Regions from separate parts of the Homo sapiens genome. Here region 2 is linked to region 1. Evidence: read pairs that join two places in POLR2A ChIA-PET (ENCODE). Cell type or tissue: Panc1. All regions are shown on one strand.

Region 1 (5,000 bases):
GTCTTGGTCATCAAGAAGTCGGACCTTATATTCCACTAATATGTTTCTCTGAGCAACTCAAAACCTGGTATTTCAGAAGCTTTGGGGTCAGCAGGAGCAGGACCTCACCTCTGGGTATTTCCTTTTTTTTTTTTTTTTTTTTTTTTTTTTGAGACAGTGTTTCCCTCTTGTCACCCAGGCTGGAGTGCAATGGCACAATCTCAGCTCACTGCAACCTCCGCCTACCAGGTTCAACCGATTCTCCTGCCTCAGCCTCCCAAGTAGCTTGGATTACAGGCGCCCGCCACCACGCCCAGCTAATTTTTTGTATTTTTAGTAGAGATGGGGTTTCAACATGTTAGCCAGGCTGGTCTCAAGCTCCTGACCTCAGGTGATCCGCCCACCTCGGCCTCCCTAAGTGCTGGGATTACAGGCGTGAGCCACCGCGCCGGGCCCTGAGTATTAACTTTAAAGTGATTTTCTTTTTCCACTCAGCCAACTATAGTGAAGGTACTTAGTGTTTTGTTTAAGGTGATTAGTTTCACTCCTCTGAAAAAATTAAAAATTCAAAACTAATAAATAAATGAATGAAACTAAAAAAGGAAAGACCAAATTATTATTTATTTTGAATAGTTATGTTGGAGTTTTTGATGGAAGTTCTTTTCTCAAGAGCTATTCTCAAGGACCAGGAAAATATATTTTGTTTTTGGAAGTTCTTGGAATATAAACAGACCAACTTTCTGAAGTGTCATAATATGTGGTCCCCTAATATGTGTATTTAATGTTCTCCTTTGTTTCACCCTCAGAACCAAAGCTGCCTTCATTCCTTGGTTTCATGGAAATAGTGTGCATATGTAACAGACAATAATAGCACACATGGAGATTCTAGTTTAAATGACATCTAGCAGTTGCTAATGCCACCTTTCCAAATTTTCAGCAGATCTGAGGTTGAAACTGACAACACCAAAAAACAGTCCTAGTGGGGCACATATTTAGAAGTTATGGAACTGGATTGAAAAACATATTTTAAAACAGGAATATCACCCTTGGCAATTTGATAGAAAATGGGAAGACTTAACTGCCTTCCTCATGGTCCACTCCTCATTAACCCTGGCAGCCATCCAAATTCCTCTGTTTATGTGGATGCTACTTTTAACAGCAGTCAGGTACTGCATTCCCTGTCTTCTTCCTGCTTCCTCTTGGTACTACTCTATTCTACATCAATTCAAAGACCCTGGCTGCCAGCATATATCTGAGCAGTGAATGTGATGCTGTCTCAGAGGCTCCCATGATTAAAATGGGGGCATAAACAGGAAACACCCCAGTAGTTGACCGTGTTAGAGACATTGAAGGACAGAGTACATACGCCAGGAAGCAGAGCCACTTTATTCCTAAAGCCTAGTGGACTTGAACCTGTATACATCAACCCTTCCCTCCCACCAAACAAAACATTAGTGCTCAGAGAGTAAAGCTATGAGCCCACATACACTTTGGCTATGGGCAGATGCAGGATCCAGGTAGAATGTTGACCTGGGGTCATTCTTAAGGAGTTCCTGCCCAAGATGTTAGCTCATCAGGCTGAGAGGACTCCAGCAGTAAAGGTTGTGGGATCTATACTTTGGTAGAAAAGGAGAAAGGACCAAGAAAAGCCAGCTGAGGCACTGCCTCAGCTGCCCATCTAAAGGAAGTTGCAGCAGGAGGGACACAGTAGAAGAATCTCTAGAGACATCACAAAAATGCTTTTTTAGAGAAAGAGCTTTAAACATCCATCAGGCCCCAAGAATGAGAAGTCGTCTTCTAACAGCACTGGTCAGGGACTTCTCTGACCCTTTCCTGTCCTCCCTGCCTCAGAAACAGCAGCTAGCAGATTGGGGAGGAAGTGAGGGAGATAGAACAGTCCCCACCCCCAGCTTCTTCCCCAGTGGCAGGCTGCCCCTGCAACTGGTCCTGCTATTAGAGAGAGGTCTTTTCTTCAAATGAAGGTTGCAGTGCTCTTAAGATACTGGACTAATTTTTTTTTTTTTTTTGGAGACGGAGTTTCTCTCTTGTCGCCCAGGCTGGAGTGCAATGGCGCAATCTTGGCTCACTGCAACCTCTCCCTCCCGGGTTCAAGGGATTCCCTTGCCTCAGCCTCCCAAGTAGCTGGGATTACAGGTGCCCACGACCACGCCCAGCTAATTTTGTATTTTTAGTAGAGACAGGGTTTCTCTATGTTGGTCACACTGGTCTCAAACTCCCAACCTCAGGTGATCTGCCCGCCTCTGCCTCCCGAAGTGCTGGGATTACAGGCGTGAGCCACAGCACCCAGCCTGATCACTTTCTTTTTGCAAATGTAACCATCCAGATTAAAAAAGAGCATTCCAGGACCCCATGAGATGCCCTTGTATTCCCTTTTGATTACCTCTCACCCCACAAAATATACTATAGATTAGTTTTGCCTGATTTGAACTTTATTTAAATTGATCATTTTTAATTACTGAACTGAGCCTTAATTATAATGTGAAATGAGCAGAAAGATATTTCAAAATGTTTCATGATGGTTCTTTATGGCCAGTATTTTTGTATATCCTGTAGAAATATGTCATTCCCTTTATTTTCAAACCTCATTTGTGAGATTTTAGGGATACGAATGCCTTTTTGGGACTGGTGTGGCTGTGTTCTTCTTATTAATTATTACTGAAGTAAAGAGGAAATGATATCAGCAGATGTGCAGAGCTTTTATTTGCACTGAATACACTATTCATTTAGACAAAAAGATCATTTCTCAATTCAAATCAGAATATTCTAATTTAAGGCTGAAATCAGTTGTGTCATAATCTCTATGGAAACAAAGCTTTCTACTGTGTAGTAGTTGCATAAGTAACTCATTTCCCCTTGTAGATATACAAATTGTAGATGCAAACACTTCTTTTTCCATTTTCTCCCAACAATACTCTTGAAATAGAAGATACTTTAGTCATATTTGTTACGTTTTACAAAATTTAAAATATCTGTTCAAATTTCCTGCTGACATACATTTTAATAAAATTGTTAAAACTTAAAAATTGTTGATGAGCTCACTTTCTTTTGCTAGTTGAATTCAGAAAAAGAAGATTGAGTTATCCTTCTTAGCTCTTGCGTATTAGTGTCATCTAACTCTGCAAGGCTCTCTCCAATTGGGGGGTGTGTGTGTGTGTGTGTGTGTGTGTGTGTGTGTGTGTTTTACTAATCTGCAGGCATTCTTCGTATATTGTGGGTATGAGCTCTTTGTCAGTTTTACGTTTTGCAGATACTTTCTCCAACTTCGTGGCTTACTTTTTCATTCCTTTACATGGGTCTTTTGATGACCCAAAGTTCTTAATTTTGAAATCTAACTTATCAGTCTTTTCCTTTATGATTAGTGCTTTTCGTATCTGGTTAAGAAATCTTTGCCTCAATGAAAGCAAAAATAGAAAAATGAAATTGCATCAAACTAAAAAGCTTCTGTACTCGGCAAAGGAAACAATTAGCAGCATGGAGAGACAAGCTGCAGACTGGGAGAAAAGATTTGCAAATCACACATCAGATAAGGGGCCAATATCCAAAATATATAAGAACCGCAAACTACTAATAACAAGAAAACACGTAACTTAAAAAATGGCCAAAGGACCTGAATAGACATTTCTCAGAAGATATACAGATGGCTAACAGATAAATGGAAAAAAATGCTCAACACCTCTAATCATCAGAGAAATGCAAATTAAACCATAATGAAATATATCACCTCATACCTTTGGATTGGCTGTTATCAAAAAGGTGAAAGATAAGGCTGAGGCCGGTGGCTCACACCTGTAATCCCAGCACTTTGGGAGACTGAGGCAGGCAGATCACCTGAGGTTAGGAGTTTGAGACCAGCCTGACCAACATGGAGAAACCCCGTCTCTACTAAAGATACAAAATTAGCCAGGCGTGGTGGTTCATGCCTGTAATCCTAGCTACTTGGGAGGCTGAGGCAGGAGAATTGCTTGAACTCGGGAGGCAGAGGTTGCAGTGAGCCGAGATTGTGCCATTGCACTCCAGCCTTAGTAACAAGAGCGAAACTCCATCTCAAGAAAAAAAAAAAAAAGAAAAGAGTGGGTACAGTGGCTCATGCCTATAAGCCCATCACTTTGGGAGGCTGAGACGGGAGGATCGCTTGAGCTCAGGAGTTCCAGACCAGCCTGAGCAACCTAGTAAGACCTCATTTCTATAGAACACAAAGTAAAAATTAGCTAGGAATAGTGGCACATGCCTGTAGTCCCAGCTACTTGGGAATCTGAGGTGGGAGGATTGCTTGAGCCCGGGAGGTTGAGACTGCAGTGAGCTGTGATCGCACCACTGTCTCCCAGCCTGGGTGACAGAGTGAGATCTTGTCTAAAAAAAAAAAAAGATGGAAAATAAACGTTGGTGAGGATGTGGAGGAGAGAAGGGAACTTCACACGCTGTTAGTAGTATTGTAAATATATACAGTCACTTTGGAAAACAGTATGGAGGTTCCTAAAAAAAAAACTAAAAATAGACTTAGCATGCCATCTAGCAATCCCACTTCTGAGTGTATATCCAAAGGAATTGAAGTCAGTGTGTTGAAGAGATGTCTGTCTGTACTCCTGTGTTCGTTGCAGTTTTATTCACAACAGCCAAGATGTAGAAACAATCGATGTGCTGATCCACAGACAAATGGATTAAAAAATGCAATATATACATGCAGTGGAATACTATTCAGCCTGTCATTTGTGACAACATGGATAAACTTAGAGGACTTTCTGCTAAGTCAAATAAGCCAGGCACAGAGAGACAAATACCCTATGATTTCACTTATGTGGAATATACAAAAGTTGAACTTAGAAGTAAAGAGTAGAATGATAATTACCAGAGGCTGGAGGGTAGGGGAGTGGTAGATGGGAAAAGAGGATACACTGGTCAGAGGGCACAAAGTTTCATTTAGATAGGAGGAATAAGTTCTGGTGGTTCATTGTATAGCAAGGAGATTGCAGTTAATAATAATGTATATTTCAAAATAGCTA
Region 2 (5,000 bases), 300 kb before region 1:
CTGCCTCAGCCTCCCACATAGCTGGGATTACAGGCATCTGCCACCACGCCTGGCTATTTTTTTGTACATATATACATATATTCCTTGAAATGGAGTTTCACTCTTGTTGCCCAGGCTGGAGTGCAATGTCATGGTCTCGGCTCAGTGCAACCTCTGCCTACTGGGTTCAAGTGATTCTTCTGCCTCAGCCTCCCAAGTAGCTGGGATTACAGGCACCTGCCACCACACCCAGCTAATTTTTTAAATTTTTTTATTTTTAGTAGTGACAGAGGTTTCACTACGTTGAGCAGGCTAGTCTTGAACTCTTGACCTCAAAGTGATCCATCCACCTCAGCCTCCAAAAGTGCTGGGATTACAGGCATGAGCCATCATCCCCAGCCTGCCTTTTTTTTTTTTTTTAAAGGTGCTTGGTCATGTAAACCGATCATGCCAACTTAAAAAAAATCTATATGCTTTCAGCCAAGCATGGTGGCTCACGCCTGTAATCCCAGCACTTTGGGAGGCTGAGGTGGGAAGATCTTTTGAGCTCAGGAGTTCAAGACTCTCCTGAGCAACATAGTGAGAACCCATCTCTACTAAAAATGTCAAAAATTAGCTTGGTGTGGTGGTACACATTGGTAGTCGCAGCTACTTGGGAGGCTGAGGCAGGAGGATCACTGGAGCCCAGTAGTCTGAGGTGGCAGTGAGCTGTGTTTGCACCACTGCACTCCAGCCTGGGTGACAGAGCAAGACCCTGTCTCAAAAGAAATTTAAAAAATTGGCCAGGCGTGGTGGCTCACCCATATAATCTCAGCACTTTGGGAGGCCAAGGTGGGTGGACCACTTGAGGTCAGGAGTTCGTGACCAGCCTAGCCAACATGGTGAAACCCCGTCTCTATTAAAAATGCAAAAAAATTAGCCGCTCATGGTGACGGGTGTCTGTAATCCCAGCTTTTCGGGAGGCTGAGGAATGAGAATCGCTTGAACCTGGGAGGCAGAGGTTGCGGTGAGCTGAGATCGTGCCATTGCACTCCAGCCTGGGCAACAGAGTAAGACTCCATCTCAAAAACAAAACCAAAAACAAATAAATCAAAAGAAATTTTTAAAAATCTATATGCTTATATATTCGTGTGGGAAGGAGAATAATTCTAAATAATAAATGAACATAAATCATTAGTATATATGTTTCTTCCAATCCTTTCTTCCTTCCTCGGTGCGGACAGAAGTATCCCCTCTCCCTCAAAGTGCTAACATTTCTGCTTGTCTCTGGTATTAGGCAGGCAAGCTTTGGTGTTTTGGAGTCATATGACCTGGGCTCAAATCCTAACTCTGCCATTGACTAGCAGTGTGATCTTGGGCGAATGACTTAGCTTCTCTGAGCCTCAGTTTCCTCCTCTGTAAATTGGGAATAACATATTCTTATGGAAAATGTCTGGCCCACAGAAGCTAATTACAATAGTATTATGCTGGCATCATACTCCAGTTGACTTTTTTTTTTTTTTTTTTGAGATAGCGTCTTGCTCTGTCACCCAGTCTGGAGTCCAGTGCCCAGCTAATTTTTGTTTTGTTTTGTTTTGTTTTTTGTATTTTTAGTAGATGCAGTTTTGCCATGTTGGCCAGGCTGGTCTTGAACTCCTGGCCTCAAGTGATCAGCTCACCTCGGCCTCCCAAAGTGCTGGAATTATAGGTGTGAGCCACTGCTCATGGCCTCCAGCTAAGTTTTTGAAGCCCTATTCCTCCCTCTCCTGCCAGCTCTACAACTGCTGCCTTTACCTTAGAAGAAGGAAGAAGGAAGAAGAGAAGGAAAAGGAGGAGGAGAAGGGGAAGGAGAAGGAGAAGGAGAAAAAAGAAGAAGAAAAGAAGAAGAAGAAGAAGAAGAAGAAGAAGAAGAAGAAGAAGAAGAAGAAGAAGAAGAAGAAGAAGAAATAGCAGTAGTACAGCTTTTCTGACCTTTAGAAAGAAATATACCTCATTTCACTCTGTTATTCTTTCTGGTTAATGTCTTACTTTTCCCTTTCATTGCAAAGTCAGTGTTCTCAGATTGCATGTGGTTTACTGCCTCACTGTTCTTTCTCCCTTTTCTTCTCTGCCATGAGTCACCTGCTGTGACACTTTAGTGACCCTTAAGATACTTCAGTAAAGACCAGTGGGTTGGCAAATCCAGCAAATCCCCCCCCCGCTTTTTTTTTTTCTGAGAGAGAGTCTCACTCTGTTGCCCAGTCTGGAGTGCAGTGGCGTGATCTTGGCTCACTGCAACCTCTGCCTCCCAGGTTCAAGCAATTCTCCCTGCCTCAGCTTCCTAAATAGCTGGGATTATAGGTGCCTACCACCATGCCCGGCTAATTTTTGTATTTTTTAGTAGAGATAGGGTTTCACCACGTTGGCCAGGCTGGTCTTGAACTCCTGACCTCAGGTGATCGCCTGCCTTGGCTTCCCAAAGCAGTGGGATTACAGGTGTGAGCTACCGTGCCCGGCCAACTCTTTCTTTTCTTTTTTTATTTGAGATAGGGTCTCACTTTGTCGCCCAGGCAGGAGTGCAGTGGCACGATTATGGTTCACTGCAGCCTTCACCTGCTGGGCTCAAGCAATCCTCCCACCTCAGCCTCTCAAATAGCTGGGACTACAGGCATGTGCCACAATGCCCAGCTAATTTTTTTATTGAGACTGGGTTTCTCCATGTTGCCCAGGCTGGTCTTGAACTCCTGGGCTCCAGCAATCCACCTGCCTTGACCTCCCAAAGTGTTTGGATTACAGGCGTGAGCCACAATGGCCAGCCTCCCCTGTCTCTATTCTTCCGGATTTCACCACTGTGACATTCTGCACTCACCACTTCCCCCACCCCACCTTTTTTTTTTTTTTAATGCTTTTCTCCTGTAGCTCCCATGACCACCAGAAGTTACCCAACCAGGCAGATCAGTATCCCTTATCAGCTCACCAGTCCTGAATAATCCCTGACATTTGCATCTTCCTAGATCCCCTCTTTGAGACAGTGTGTTACAACTTTTCCTTTTTCCTCACCCCTCCCCCCTTGGTGACATTCCTTCCCTCTTGCCTGCGGTTACTTCAGAGTCAGCACCTGCACCCACACTTGACTCCTCCCCTCCAGCTCACAAGCGGAAGTATCTTCCTAGCTAAAGCCAGCCTCTCTGCGTTTGCTCTCGATCTCTCCCCTCCCACCATTTGGCCCCCCTTAGGGGACAGAACAGATCATGACTGATGCACCTTCAGCCTCTCCTGCTTTACTTTAAAATCTTGTCATCCTTTAAAATTCTTCCTTGCCCTCATCCGCCCTCCGCATAGTTACTGCCCTCTCTCTCCTCCCTCATTTCTGCCATCAAGCCCAAGCTCTCATGAAGCATTCATTTAATCTTCACAGCAGCCCATGAGGATGGTGTCAGTATTGTCCCTATAAAACAGAAGTGGAGTACAGTTGCTTTATTAAACAAGGTCACCCGGCAGGGGTTTGAAGGCAGAGAACTGGGCTTAGGGTCTGTGCCCTTGACCACTATGTCATACCATAATGCATGCCTCATACTGGATGGTGTCTGTTCCCAGCACTCAGCTCAGTGCCTTGCACATACATAGTAGGGGATTAATAAATATGTCTGACTAAATAAATACATGCTGCAAGTTCTTATTCTTTCACTCTTAGAATGACTCACTAGGCTGGGCACAGTGGCTCACGCCTGTAATCCCAGTACTTTGGGAGGCTGAGGCGGGCGGATCATGAGGTCAGGAGATTGAGACCTTCCCGGCCAACATGGTGAAACCCTGCCTCTACTAAAAATGCAAAAATTAGCTGGGTGTGGTGGCACGTGCCTGTAATCCCAACTACTCGGGAGGCTGAGGCATGAGAATCGCTTGAACCCAAGAAGTGGAGGTTGCAGTGAGCTATCATGCCACTGCACTGTAGCCTGGCGACAGAGCAAAACTCTGTCTTAAAAAAAAAAAAAAAAAAAAAAGACACTAATCCAGGGATTCTCAAAAAATGTAGGGGCTTAGGTTTATAGCTACTTTTCTGAAAGAAGCCACAGTTCTCATGAGTTTGTCATAGGAGTCTGTGTCCATACCAAGTTAATAACTTTTTTTTTTTTTCTTTTGAGACAGGGTCTCACTCGGTCAACCTCCTGGGCTCAAAGGATTCTCCCAAGTAGCTGGGACTACAGCTGTGCGCCACCACACCTGGCTAATTTTTTTTTTTTTTTGTATTTTTTTGTAGAGATGCGGTTTTGCCATGTTGCCCAACCTGGTCTTGAACTCCTGGCCTCAAGTGATCTGCCTGTTTTGGTTTCTCAAAGTGCTAGGACTACAGGTGTGAGCCACCGCATTCGGCCACAACTGCTTGATTCATTCATTTTTCTGTCTCCAGTTTCATTTTCCCCCTTCTCCTCCGCCTCACATCCTGTACAATGCCAGTAGATGACTAGATTGTCAATGTCTCATTTTAATTCTGTTGCTGGTAAAAACATAAGAATAGGCCAGGTGGCACAGTGGCTCATGCCTGTAATCCCAGCACTTTGGTAGGCTGAGGCGGGCAGATCACCTGCAGTCAGGAGTTCAAGACCAGCCTGACCAACATGGTGAAACCCTATCTCTACTAAAAATACAAAAATTAGCCAGGTGCAGTTGCACTCACTTGTAATCCCAGCTGGTAGGAAGGCTCGGGTGGGAGGATCACTTGAAGCTGGGAGGCAGAGGTTTCAGTGGGCCAAAATCACATCACTGCACTCCAGCCTGGGCAACAGAGTGAGACTCTGTCTAAAACAAACAAACAAACAAACAAACAAATATATATATATATAAATATGAATAATTCATACATATATGAATAAATAATTTTCTCTACCTAAAAAGTCTTGAATGCCCTCACCCCACTGCCTCCAACATAAAAATCAAACACTCTGGCCCAATAGCCAAGGCTTTCAGTAATCAAAGCCCAACACACTTTACTAGTACTCCCATTTTTCTCCTGCTTGAATTCTCTGCCCCAGGCAAACCAAAGTCTTCTAACTTCAAAGCCT

What was found. Peaks named below come from ENCODE experiments on the same cell type or tissue, not always from the same donor. Only the 100,000 strongest peaks of a DNase experiment are listed, where the experiment ranks them.
Region 2: POLR2A ChIA-PET joins it to region 1 with 12 read pairs; 3 of 35 experiments call an interaction of 5 or more read pairs at or near these places.

What each region holds. Positions count from the first base shown.
Region 1 is chr15:85,035,076-85,040,075 of GRCh38, forward strand. The region is part of intron 1 of PDE8A (phosphodiesterase 8A); the gene reads left to right. Among named protein-coding and RNA genes, the nearest start is that of PDE8A, 56 kb to the left of the region's middle. RefSeq lists an enhancer at 1,630-1,689. In Panc1, no CTCF peak of the experiment used is centred here; no DNase peak of the experiment used is centred here.
Region 2 is chr15:84,732,212-84,737,211 of GRCh38, forward strand. No RefSeq gene overlaps it. Among named protein-coding and RNA genes, the nearest start is that of ZNF592, 14 kb to the right of the region's middle. RefSeq lists enhancers at 1,415-2,318, 2,825-2,884, 2,905-2,994, 4,275-4,334. In Panc1, no CTCF peak of the experiment used is centred here; a DNase peak (open chromatin) is centred at 3,064; H3K4me3 peaks cover 511 bases.